2 separate regions of the Homo sapiens genome follow, and region 2 is linked to region 1. A link is an interaction called in ENCODE POLR2A ChIA-PET data of the cell type or tissue named here. Cell type or tissue: OCI-LY7. All regions are shown on one strand. Links, peaks and the distances in the headings refer to the core of each region. The heading gives the core; the rest is flanking DNA.

What was found. ChIA-PET counts read pairs that join two places held together with the same protein. Peaks named below come from ENCODE experiments on the same cell type or tissue, not always from the same donor. Only the 100,000 strongest peaks of a DNase experiment are listed, where the experiment ranks them.
Region 2: POLR2A ChIA-PET joins it to region 1 with 8 read pairs; 1 of 35 experiments calls an interaction of 5 or more read pairs at or near these places.

The regions. Positions count from the first base shown.
Region 1 is chr12:52,058,317-52,066,564 of GRCh38, forward strand. NR4A1 (nuclear receptor subfamily 4 group A member 1) reads left to right here. Exons shown (of 7, transcript NM_173157.3): 7 at 372-1,187. The coding sequence ends at 628. NR4A1AS (NR4A1 antisense RNA) reads right to left here and starts at 1,184. Exons shown (of 2, transcript NR_170321.1): 1 at 785-1,184; 2 at 434-717. It also overlaps a transcript of ATG101 not described here. In OCI-LY7, for the core only: no CTCF peak of the experiment used is centred there; no DNase peak of the experiment used is centred there; H3K27ac peaks cover 622 bases.
Region 2 is chr12:50,186,306-50,191,305 of GRCh38, forward strand. The region is part of intron 9 of LIMA1 (LIM domain and actin binding 1); the gene reads right to left. Among named protein-coding and RNA genes, the nearest start is that of CERS5, 21 kb to the left of the region's middle. In OCI-LY7, for the core only: no CTCF peak of the experiment used is centred there; a DNase peak (open chromatin) is centred at 2,796.

The DNA of each region.
Region 1 (8,248 bases), core at 1,641-6,640:
CAATCAGAGGTACTCTGGGCTGAGGGAGTGCTGAGTTCTGAGGCTGGGTTTCTCAGAACAGTCTAGATTTTAAAAACCCAATGATCTAGCCAGAAAACGTAGGTTAGGATTTTATTTCCCGTTTGTGACCCTGGGCAAGTCATTAGCCTCCTGGGCCTCGGGTTCTCACTTGGAGTATGAGGATAATGAGGGTTACTGCTTCTCAGACTTGTGACGATGCTTACTAATGGCCAACATGTGAATGCGCTTTTGTGAAGTGCCAGCAGAGCATGAGGGGTGGTCAGGGGCAGCAGTTTTAGGGGCCTGGGGGAGGCTGGGGCTTTGGGGGCCTGGTTCTCAGATGTACAGCTAATCCTGTACCCTTCCCGCAGACCGGCATGGGCTGCAGGAGCCGCGGCGGGTGGAGGAGCTGCAGAACCGCATCGCCAGCTGCCTGAAGGAGCACGTGGCAGCTGTGGCGGGCGAGCCCCAGCCAGCCAGCTGCCTGTCACGTCTGTTGGGCAAACTGCCCGAGCTGCGGACCCTGTGCACCCAGGGCCTGCAGCGCATCTTCTACCTCAAGCTGGAGGACTTGGTGCCCCCTCCACCCATCATTGACAAGATCTTCATGGACACGCTGCCCTTCTGACCCCTGCCTGGGAACACGTGTGCACATGCGCACTCTCATATGCCACCCCATGTGCCTTTAGTCCACGGACCCCCAGAGCACCCCCAAGCCTGGGCTTGAGCTGCAGAATGACTCCACCTTCTCACCTGCTCCAGGAGGTTTGCAGGGAGCTCAAGCCCTTGGGGAGGGGGATGCCTTCATGGGGGTGACCCCACGATTTGTCTTATCCCCCCCAGCCTGGCCCCGGCCTTTATGTTTTTTGTAAGATAAACCGTTTTTAACACATAGCGCCGTGCTGTAAATAAGCCCAGTGCTGCTGTAAATACAGGAAGAAAGAGCTTGAGGTGGGAGCGGGGCTGGGAGGAAGGGATGGGCCCCGCCTTCCTGGGCAGCCTTTCCAGCCTCCTGCTGGCTCTCTCTTCCTACCCTCCTTCCACATGTACATAAACTGTCACTCTAGGAAGAAGACAAATGACAGATTCTGACATTTATATTTGTGTATTTTCCTGGATTTATAGTATGTGACTTTTCTGATTAATATATTTAATATATTGAATAAAAAATAGACATGTAGTTGGAACTGAGATTCAGTCTGTCTCTGATGCCCCCTCCCCACTCCCCCACCAGACACACCCCATCATTACATAAGAGATGGGCTGCTCAAGATGAAACTTGGATGTTACCAGCCTGAGCTGTCAGGCCTCAGTGTACTCATTTGTAAAAGGCGGATAATAATGACACCTGCTTCACGAGGTTGTTATGCAAAGCACTTAGACTAATTTCTAACACGTGGGAAGCCTGCATTAGCTGTGCCTGGCTAGCTGTGCCTGGCTCATTGCTGGGGTCTGCAGTGGCTGACTAGCCCAGGGGTCACTGCAGGGCCCTAGCAATAGACTTAGCCGCAGATCTCAGGGTTGTCATGTTTCCTAAACTGGACATATATTCTCTGATTCTTGATTTCCACATCCATAAAACAAGAATAGACCCAGCCTCACAGAGCTTTTACGGTCAGAGGAGTGTGTGTGTAATGCTTAGCATGGGCTGGGTTTAAGTAAGCCCAAATTGGTAGTAGCTGTTACATTCAGGGTTTTAACATCCCCATTCTCAACATTCCTCCCCACTCTCCTGCCACCCCAGCAAGAAGATCCAGGGATCTGGCGGCCCTCACCTTCTCGGCAAGAAGATTGTACTGAAGTCCCTACCTGTGCCCGTGTCCCCACGTAGGCCCTCCAACCCCCTAGGCTCGTCAGTTGTTTAGTCAGCTGGCTTAAAATGCAGATTCCTGGGATCTACCCCCAGAGACTCAGATCTGGGGAGGTGAGGGGGCCCCAAACCTTCAGTTCTAGCAAGTACCCAGGTGCTTGTGATGCAGGTGGCCTGGGGCCACCCTTCTGAGAAACATGTGGATGGACCTAACCTGAGGCCCATGGGAGTTGGTCATCATGCAGGGTCTGGCACCTTCCTGTGCTCGGTGCTCACCCAGCCTCACTGTTTGCTTCTCTAGGACCCAGCAGGAGGCCTGAAGGCAGTGCCCTCACACGTGTTCCTCACAGCCCTTGGCCCAGGACCCCCCAAGTCTCCACCTCCATGGCTCCTGGGAAGTGGCTGGCTGAGGGGCAGCTCCTACTGGATGGGGCCCGACAGAATAGGGCTCTCAGCTGTGGATGGGGGGAAGCAGGGGCCTTCCCTGGTGCTCCAGCCACAGCTTGCAGGGAGCCCCCATCCACATACCCTCACTCAGGTTCTGGGAGCACAGTCCAGCCTCAGGCCTGCTGAAGGTCCGAGTGAGGCTGGGGTAGGGAGACCACGGTCCCGACCCTGGGACATGCTCCCAGCAGTGCTGTGGACTTCCAAACATGTATCCCTGGCATCGCCCACCCAGCCCCAGACCCCTGAGCGAGGCTTTGTCAGCTGCACCCGCGCCTGACGACATGGGGCCATCAGTAGGTGGGCTTCTGTTTGCCTCCAACTCCATGCTGCTCTCTGAGAAGTCCCTCCTCCTCACCGAGCCTCAGTTTCCCATCTGTTCAGTGGGGAGGTGAGGCTGGTTAGGAGCAGAGCTTGCTGGGAAATCTCCCGCCAGCTGGCTGGACCGAGTCCTTTTCCTTTGTGTCACTCACCTCCAGCTCCCTGCCTTTAGCACAGACAGACGTGAGGACAGGACAGGCACTGGGGAAGGCAAGAGGGCTGCTCAGATGCTCAGGGAGGGGCCAGGGCTGGGAGTGGAGTGGGGCCGAGGGAGCATCTCTATATCTATGGATGAGGCTGGCGGGTATTAGGGTTCACGCTGGCAGATTCTTTTCATCAGACGCTTGTGATTTCCAGCCCTAGCTGCCATCCCATGAAGACAGCCTGGCTATTCCCACCTCACAGGGGCACCATGGGAGAGTGGTGAAAGCAAGGACCCTGGAGCCCGAGGCCTGGGTTTACATCTGGGCTCCAGCTCTTACTAGCTGTGTGATTTGGGGCAAGTTTGTTAATCTTTCTGTGCCTCAGTGTCTTCACCTAGAAATAAGAAAACGAATCTATTTTATGAAGTTACTATAAAGATTATAGGAGTGAATACATACAAAGTGTTTTTCACAGTGCCTGGCACACAGCAAACACCCAATAAATATTAGCTTTTGTTTTTACAAAAGAGGAGAATTCATTTCAGAGAAAGGATATGACTTTCCCAAGGTCACCTGGCTTGTGAGTAGCTGAGCTGGGTGCATCTGGCTACTTAACCACTAGGTCTCCCTGCCCAGGGCCTCAAAAATAAGAAGCTCCATTGATGGTGGTTCCTTTTCAGGACCCTGGCAATTAGGGTACGGGGTGGGGGGCTAGTTCCTCCAGCCCCACCCTGCCCCACCCTGCCCCGCCCAAGGGCTGGAGCCCGGAGGCAGGCCCTTTCTTTCCACTCAGCAACTGGAAGAACTGGCCTCCAACTCTTGCTATGGGATGGGAGGGCAAACAAGGGGGCATTGAGCCTGATGGGGCCTCACAATGGCTGCTCTGTCCAGGCTGGCCGGGGGCTGGGCCCATTTCCGACGGGGACAATAGTCAAAAGGCAGTGACGCCGGCAGGGCCTGGAATCCCAGGCGGGATTTTCCAAGGCCTCAAAGTCTGCTGTTTGTCCTCACGCGGAGACCCAGGAAGCCTGCCTCTCTGTCTCCCCCACCCCACCCACGCTGGGCCCAGTGCCCAGAGGCCCCTGGCCCCCTCCCCAGCCCTGAGGTGCCACTGTGACTGGGGAGGGGTGGCTTTGAGGTCTAGGGACTGAGGGAGAGCTCTGTACTCCGGGGGTCTCTGCCTGTAGCCCTTCCCTGAGGCCAGTGTGGAGGAAGCTGCCCCACACCTGGGCTCCAGCCACCTGGTCTTGGTTATGGAGGGGTGTGGCAAGGGTCAGCCTCCAGGATGTGAGAAGCACCTGAAGGTCATGGGAGACCGTGCTATAATGGGGTGTCCTGTCCACATGGCCTGCTCTGAGCACCCAGCATGCTCAGCTGTGTGGCAGCAGCTCCGCTGCTGCAGAGGGCAGCCTGAGAGAGACTTGTCAGAGGCAGGTGGCCACTGTGTGGTCCCTGGACAGTCAGCAGTGACATCCTTTTGCAGCCATGAGGCAGTTGTGCCAGGCACGTCAGAGTTGTGCCCTGGTGAGGCAGTGCTGGGTGGCCTTGTGTGAGCTGGGCCTGGGATCCTAAGAGAGTTTTAGCTTGGACATCTGGACGAGCCCCAGCCCCTCTCTCACAAGTCCCTGAGTGCAGCAGAGCCCCAGGGCCATTGGGCCTCCTCAGAGGATGAGGTTGAAGGGGTGAGCCCTGGGTGTCTATCTGGCACCCAGCCCTTCAGGGGCCTGGCCTTGCAGCCTCATAGCTCAGGGAGCAGCTGCTCTGTCTTCCCCGGGGCAGCCAGTGCTCAGCTCTGGGCTGCAGTCTCTGCCCCAAACCTCTGCCTCCATCCCTGCTCCAGCTTCAGGCTCTCAGGCCTCTTCCTGGGCCCCAGGATGGGAGACTGTCTGGTTTGGCCTAGGCTGGCCAGTGGGACTTTGAAACCTCCAGCCTCTGATGGTGGGTACAGGAAGGAGTCAGTGCAAAGCAGAGGAAAAGCCCTTTTCACTCTCCAATATCTCCTTTCCCACACAAGCCAGAGACCTTCTGAAGGCAGGAGGCACATTTCCAGGTCCCCAGCTGGACTTGGAGCCGGCGGGAAGCCTATGGGCCCCTGGAGGCCCTGGCCTTGGCTTCCACCTCCTGCCGGCCACTCCTGGGCCCCTGCTGTGTTCATCCTCCCCAGCACCCTGGCTCCCCGTCGTCTCCTCCTGGGCCCTGACCCTGCCAGACCAAGGGTGCCACTTGAGGTCTCCTCAAGGTCTGACCCAGGCGCTGGCACTGTCCAGCCCCAACTCAGGACCATAAATCAGGCCTGGCGTGGCCGCAGGGGCTGGGGGTGGCAGCTGGGACAGGGAGGGGAGTGCGGGGGGGCCTGTCCTGGTACATGCTGCGTTAGCAGGGAGCAGTGCCCAGCTGCAAGCCAGGCGGGCAGGGTGCTGACTGTTGCTGCACTCCTAGCCTGGAGAACATCAGAGGAAAGAGGCCTCCAATCAGGGAGCCCAGCCTTGGCATAGCCAAGCAGGAAACCTGGACTCCACCCCAGGGCCCCAGGTAGCTGGGATACCACAAGGACAGATAGAGATGGCCCCTGCCCCGCAAGAAAGCAGGGACAGAAAAACAGCTCCCCAGTGGCAGATATAGAGACTGCCTTATCTGGGGCAGATAAACAGCCCCCTAACCGTTTGCAAGCACAGTCGCCCAGAATCCTCTTCCTTAAAGAACGACAGATGCTCAGAACGGCCTGCCAAAGGAATAGATCTTGCAGCAAGGAGAGACAGTCCCGCACCCCCGAGGGACGGAGGCACAGAAATAAAGCCCGGCTTCTACCCCAACTTGGCCAAACACAGACCTTTCTGGAAAAAAAAGAAAAAAAGAAAAAAAGAGAAAAAAGCCACAAAACACTTCCCCAACATGGACAGATCCCTGGGTCCTCAGGAGAACAGACAGCACACAAGCTGCTCCCGGCTTGGTCCTAGTCTCCGGGCTGCCTGGTGAGGTTGGCAGGTTGGGGCTGGGAGGTGCCCCTTTCTCACGCTCTCTGCCACTCTTTCATCCGCCCAGACATTTTCCCCGTCAGGGAGGGTGGGGGCTGGAAGTGACATCCCAGAAAGGGTGGGAGGTGGAAGAGCCCCTGCCCACGGTCCAGGGGGCAGATGTCAGAGAGGGACAGCTGGTCCTCCTCACCCCCTCAGCCTGCCCAGGCTGGAGGGTCAGCAGGCAGGGTGCTGGCTTTCCAGCCAGCCTGGCCACCATCAGGAGCCCTGGCCTGACGTCAGTCCCACTCATTGTTGTTGCTGGGGCTTGAGTCACTCCCTGTGACGCCACTGGGGTCAGCGCTGGAGCAGCTGGGGTGGCTTGCAGGGGCAGCTTTGGGGCTCAGCTCTCCCCTGGGCACACACCAGGATGAGTTGGGGCCATTTGAGGCCACATTCACCAGGCGAAGCCAGCTGCCTACTCCCAAGGTCTTGGGTTGGCCTTCAAGGTCTCCCCACAGGCCTCTGCTGCAGGCATGGCTCGGAGAGTCTGAGCCAGTCGCCTGTCTGCTTGGCAGCTGTGGCTCTGGGCTCGGGCTGAAAATCTGCTCTCTCTTATCCTTGCCTCTCTCACCCCCAGAACCCTCAGTTTCTACTCTCTGCCCCCGCCCCCTGTTTTTTTTCTTCCCTCTTCTCCAGGGAGCTTTCCTAGAATAATTCCCACTTCCTCCTGGAATCAACCCCCTTCCCTGCCATCTCCCTAGGTTGCTGCTTGGTGCTCTCTCAAGCTGTCCTCGTTTTCTCCTGGTGCCTGGTCACTTCCCAACTTGCTGAGAGCAGGGCTTGGGACTCCTCTTCACTCTGAATGTGTTGCTTTCTGTTTTTTATTTGTTTGTTTTTTGTTTTTTGAGACAGAGTCTTTCTCTGTTGCCCAGGCTGGACTGCAGTGGTATGATCTTGGCTCACTGCAACCTCCACCTCCCAGTTTCAAGCCATTCTCCTGCCTCAGCCTCCTGAGTCGCTGGGATTACAGGCACGTGCCAGCAGGCCCAGCTACTTTTTGTATTTTTAGTAGAGATGGGGTTTCACCATGTTGGCCAGGCTGGTCTCGAACTCCTGACCTCAGGTGATCCAACGCCTCGACCTCCCAAATTGCTGGGATTACAAGTGTGAGTCACCGCATCCAGCCTGAATGTGTCACTTTTTATTCCAGGTAACCAGCATCTCTCCATCCTGGCCCTCTTGGGTCCCCACAAAACCTGCTGCCATTTCTTTCATACCACTTGTTGGGTTTTCTTACCCACAGGTATCTCCTGGTCCACCTCCTCTGAAGACTCTGAGCTCCCAGAGGGCTAGAACTGTGACTTGTCCCCCTTGGCATCACAAGGTATTACAAGGGCCTGGCATGTGGACAGTTCCACGTGTGGCATGAATGAATGAATAGACGATTACGTCTTGATCATCAGAGGTAGGGGCATAGAATGAGATAATTCATCCCACACAATCCCAGTTTTTTAACCACTCCCTCCCCTCCCTGATGGGACTACCAGAGGGGCTGAGACCCAGGGTTGCAGTGAGAATTTCCCTGTAAGAATTCAGGGAGGTAGGAAGAGGCAAGTGTGGGTCAGCATGTGAGATAAAGAGGTGAGAGGACTCAGCCTTCCTTATGTTCCCCAGTCCAGTAGGCAAGGCTCCATGGAAAGGTGAGTGCCGGAGTAGGGACATAAGTGGGTGAAAACACTGGTGGAAGGAGGAAAGAGCAGCTGCATGGCCTTGGACGTGTACTAGTCAGGGTTCTCCAGAGAAACAGAAGCAGTAGGACATAGACACACATAATGTAGAGAGAGAGTTTCTCCCCCATACATATGTGGCGGCAGAAAGAGAGGGATTGATTGATTGATTGATTGAGATGGAGTTTCGCTCTTGTTGCCTAGGCTGGAGTGCAATGGCGAGATCTCAGCTCACCACAATCGCCGCCTCCCGGGTTCAAGTAATTCTCCTGCCTCAGCCTCCTGAGTAGCTGGGATTACAGGCATGCGCCACCACACCTGGCTAGTTTTGTATTTTTAGTAGAGATGGGGTTTCTCCATATTGGTCAGGCTGGTCTCGAACTCCCGACCTCAGGTGATCTGCCTGCCTTGGCCCCCCAAAGTGTTGGGATTACAGGTGTGAGCCACCACACCCGGCCGAGAGGGATTTATTATAAGGAGCTGGCTGACAAGTCCTAAGATCTGAAGTCAGGAAAGCTGATGGTGTCATTGCAGTCTTGAGACCTAGGAGAAGCAGTTATCTGAAGGCAGTTGGAACCTGAAAGCAGGAAAATACTAATGTCCCAGTTCTAAGACAGTCAGGCAGGAGTTCCCCTTACTCACTGAAGGGTCAACCTGTTGGTTCTACTAGGCTTTCAACTGATTGGATGAAGCCCCTCCACACCGGGAAGGGAAATCGGCTTCACTGTCTGCCAATTCCAATGTTAGGCTCATCAGAACACCCCACAGACAAGCCCAGAATCATACTTAACCAACTGTCTAGGTACCCTGTGTCCCAGTCAAGCTGACACGTAAAATTAAGCATCA
Region 2 (5,000 bases), core at 1-5,000, 1.9 Mb before region 1:
TTTGCCCCTACCAAGTAGAAAGTTAAACACCAGGTCTTATCAAAGTTCACATAGTCAATAACAGAAATAGAATTAAAACTGTAGGAAAACAGCCTGTTGCATGGCAGGAGTGATGCCATCTTGGAGTGAAACCACCATGCTAACTGGTGGTTTGACTCCTGCATACCAAGGTGGTTTGTTCTGCAGCAAAGTCTTTAAACAATGCCTGTAGCATAGATTATCCCTCATAAAGGGGTAGTGCCCAGAGCATAGACAACCCCTCATAAAGATGCTTATCCAATCGCTCCAGTGATAAGTTTTGCAAGAAAGTCAAGCGTGACTAGCTGCACATGTTTTATCCTAAAACCTTGCTATATAAAGGATATTTTCTGGAGGGCTGGTGCAGGGATCCACTGTCTCATGGCCTCCTAGACATCACTTCTGTTCATAAGCTCTTATTAAATGTTTCTTTCTGAGAAACTGGATTTGTCAGCCTCTTTCTTTGGCTTTTCAGCTCCCTCAGCCTTTGTGGGTAGGTCTGCATAGACCTGCTCACTGCACAAACTCAGAACTCCTGACTCACAAACCAAGAGAGCATTTTCTAAATTGTCCTGGAATGTTAAATTTCCACAGCCAAGGGAAACTCTTTGGGGAGGAGAGCAGATGCTAACCCAAATGAAATTAATCCCACGACAGCAATTTGAACAAACTATGGTCTTCCCTTTGTTTCAAATAAAAATGTGTAGATAATATCTTCAGGATATTCTAGAGTGAATGAGGTAATCTATAAATAATTGATGTTCATAAATACTGTCTTTCCCGTTTGAGGGATATTACAGACCCTCTGTTGATTACCATCTACTTAAAGCTGTTTTTCTAACAAATTTGCATGGCTTCATTTACATTCTTTTACCCTCTTGTCTCATATATTTTTTACTCTAATAAAGGCCCCAGTTGTGGTGTGTGTGGGAGGTAGGGGGGAGCAGCTGACAACAGACATTGATGTTAACTAGCCTTTAGACATAGTGAAAGAAGATGAAAATTCTGTATTGACGTCAAGCCTCTATTCCTCAGAATACCACAAAATGCCTTTCATTCCTTCCAATTTGTGTAAAATATCTAGGTAATGAAACTGAAATTCTTCACCACACAGCAAATGGTTGGGCCAGCCCTGTGCAGCCTTAACCCTTCCTCTAATTTTCTGTGAAACTCTATGAAAGCATTTTGGGGAATATTCATATCTTAAATAGAGTGCTCTACACAGAGAAGAAAGGACAGTCCTCTGAAAAGGCAGTAATAGTGAGTGAGTGAGAAAAGATTCTAGACACTCTTCTAGCATAATTTTGACAGCTTTGCAAGCCAGCATAAAACCTCCCACTGTGTCTTCAGGGGGAGGAACAGCTGGCAGGGTACCGAGAGGGGCAGTGCAGTGTGTGCTGCCCTCTCACGTAGAGTGCCATGTTCTCTCTCAACATTCATCAGCAAAACGCTGTGAGGAGGCCTGGGACTTGGTTGTCCCGTACACAGTGAGGGCAGACAGTTGTTCCCTAGGGCCAGTCACATCTCCTTGCCTCTTCCTTCCCTATCCTCTCCTCTGGGAACGTTTAGGGGATGATTTCTTTCAAATGGGAGGACATAAAGCCTAAGAGATCTCTGAGTCTCTTGAAGTAGAAAGGCCTGATACTTCTCACAGGGTCCACTAAGCTCTGCTCTCAGAACGACACCCTTTTTGAGAATGAACCTGTAACTTCATTGGTACCAAGTCTTACCAAGTAAGCTCTGTGGCCAGTGTTCAAAGTGTACAGAATCCTTAAAGACCTCTATCATTTCTTTTTACTTTATTAAGCTAAAATTTGAAATGAATTGAATCTCTACCTTAGATGTCCTCTTTTCAATAACAGACAGGCACTAAGAAACAGTTTTTTCCAGGATGTGTGGGATCCAAAAATCTATTCTGAGTGAACAAGTTTATTCTTAGCTGTATGTAATTTCCCAAAGTGGAGAAACAACTTCTGTTCATAGTCTGCAGCCATGAGACCAGTTCTGCCAGCAGGTCTTCCTATAAACATTTACTAAAGTATCTGTATATTTGCCTGCAGACTGTAAAGGGGAACTCTGAGGAAGAGCAAATAAATTGCCCTTAAATAACAGTGGAGATGTAACTGGGTTCCACCAGGCTCTGTACACCATGATCATCTGAGCTGTGGACCAGAGGCAAACAGCCAGGCCAGTTTACTCTGGTCATTACACAATGCTCAAAACCCGAGGTGTGTGACTATGCAGATAGGGCCGTCTACTACTATACTACTATTCTACTGCTGAGTGACCAGTGCCAAAGGAGTAGGCATGGGTCTGAGGCAGAGACAGAGACAGCTTTACCTCTGTTTCCTCTCCCTGGTGCCAAAGGAGACCTAAGTGAGGTGTGCCCTTTCACACACCACTCATCCGCTCACCCCGTGGAACTTGAGTGGGGAGGGATCCCCACCCAGTACAAGGAAGTCTGGCCAAGCAGTTGAACGAGGGATGCAAGACTGCATTGAGAATTCAAATAGTCACAAGAACAGATTTTAGTTCCTGTATTTCCCCAGGTCCTGGGTTACACAGAATCCATCACCAAGTTAGATTTGCTAGCCGTTCTTGATCCCCAACCACAACCTGAGCACTCACATCTAGGCAGCATTGCTGTCAGAGAGGAAAGTAACCCTGTGGGGTTTGCTACTTTGTGAGACTCCAGATACTGACAAAGAAAGTGCTGATGGCAGCATCAGCCAACCTTCAAGGCCAGAACACAGCCATGCGGAGCACATGTACAGATTCAATCACCATGACCCCGCCCATTCTTCCTGGACTTGCTTTCTCTTTCTGCTTTCTTTACCTTTTGTTCCTTTTCAATAAACCTTACTCTTCTCATAAATCTCTGCCTCCTTTAAAATTTTCATGTTTTATCTTTTTCACCTTGCTCACCTTTTAAATCCACTCTTTAAATCCTGGATTCTCCCCTTTCCTCCTTTTGTTCCAAACCCTCCCTGATGTCCCCTCCTCTTCATACTTTGTGTGCAGTAAAACTTTTATCTGTGGACCAATCATGCTCACAGTCAGAGGTATAAGCACGGCAGATATGAGCATGAGTTGGGAGCAGCACAAACCACCTTAAAACTCATTCTATTTATTGAGTTTCTCTCAAATGCTAAAACTTTTGAAACACAACCCTGCTACTTAAAAGAGCACTAGAGGAGAAAGACACTAAAGAAGTGTGGGTAATCCAAACGAGTGAAGTAGCCCCTCATTAGCAAGCTAGTCAATTAAAACAAGTCAGCTAACAAACCTAAAATAAGTTTTGCATTTTTAATAAACATTTTTTGGCTTATTTTTATGGGAATATATATTTGCCCATAGAAGAGGAAAAGACGACTTTTAAAACTTGGGTAATAAAAGCAGATTATAGATTGAGGAGCCTAGCTCTGTTGCCCAGGCTGGAGTACAGTGGCGCGATCTTGGCTCACTGCAACCTCCACCTCCCGGGTTCAAGCAATTCTCCTGCCTCAGCCTCCCAAGTAGCTGGGATTACAGGTGCCTGCCATCATGCTCAGCTAATTTTTGTATTCTTAGTAGAGACAGGCTTTCACCATGTTGGCCAGGCTGGTCTCAAACTCTTGACCTCGTGATCTGCCCGCCTTGGCCTCCCAAAGTGCTGGGATTATAGGTGTGAGCCACCATGCCTGGCCAATTTTTTTTTTTTTTTTTTTTTTTTGAGATGGAATCTCACTCTGTCACACAGGCTGGAGAGCAGTGGTGTGATCTTGGCTCACTGCAACCTCTGCTTCCCGGGTTCAAGTGATTCTCCTGCCTCAGCCTCCCAAGTAGCTGGGACTACAGGCACGCACTACTGCGCCCAGCTAATTTTTGTATTTTTAGAGACAGGGTTTCACCATGTTGGCCAGGCTGGTCTCGAACTCCTGACCTCGTGATCCGCCTGCCTCGGCCCCCCAAAGTGCTGGGATTATAGCTGTGAGTCACCGTGCCTGGCCTCAATTCTTAATATCTAATGTTATACCCTTAGTATAAGTGTTGCTTGAATGTCATTTTTTTTTTTTTTTTTGAGACAAGAGTTTCATGCTTGTTGCCCAGGCTGGAGTGCAATGGCATAATCTCGGTTCACCACAACCTCTGCCTCCCAGGTTCAAGCAATTCTCCTGCCTCGGCTTCCCAAGTAGCTGGGATTACAGGCATGTGCCACCATGCCCGGCTAATTTTTTTTTTTTTTTTTGTACTTTTAGTAGAGATGGGGTTTCTCCATGTTGTTCAGGCTGGTCTTGAACTCCCGACCTCAGGTGATCCGCCCGTCTCAGCCTCCCAAAGTGCTGGGATTACAGGCGTGAGCCACCACACCCGGCCTCATTTTTTTTTTTTTTTTTTTTTTTTTTTTTTTTTTTTCAGAAAATGGGCTGGCCAGCCCCCATTCCAGTGGACACATTCTTTCGTTAAAAATGTTAATGACATTGTTGTAAACAACAGGTCCTAAAAAAAAAAAAAAGTGGGAACAACAGGGCCAGGTGTGTTTGGTGGCTCATACCTGTAATCCCAGCATTTTGGGAGGCCAAGGTGGGGGGATTACTTGAAGCCAAAAGTTCAAAACCAGCTTGGGCAACATAGTGAGACCCCATCCCTATAAAAATGTAAAAAATATATTAGCTGGGTGTGGTGGCATGTGCTTATAGTCCCAGCTACTTGGGAGGATGGTTTGAGCTCAGGAGATAGAGGCTGCAGGGAGCTGTGACCACACCACTGCACTCCAGCCTGGGTGACAAAGTGAGAACCTGTCTCAAAAAAAAAAAAAAAAAAAAAAGCTAACCACAGGTTAAGATCAAGCTCTGCAGATTAGGAAGCCATTATCTTTAAGGTGAAATTGCACATCTCGTCCAATGTGCTGATTTTAGTTGAACAGATTTTTCCTGGCTGGGCACAGTGGCTCATGCCTATAATCCCATCCCAGCACTTTGGGAGGCCGAGGCAGGCAGATC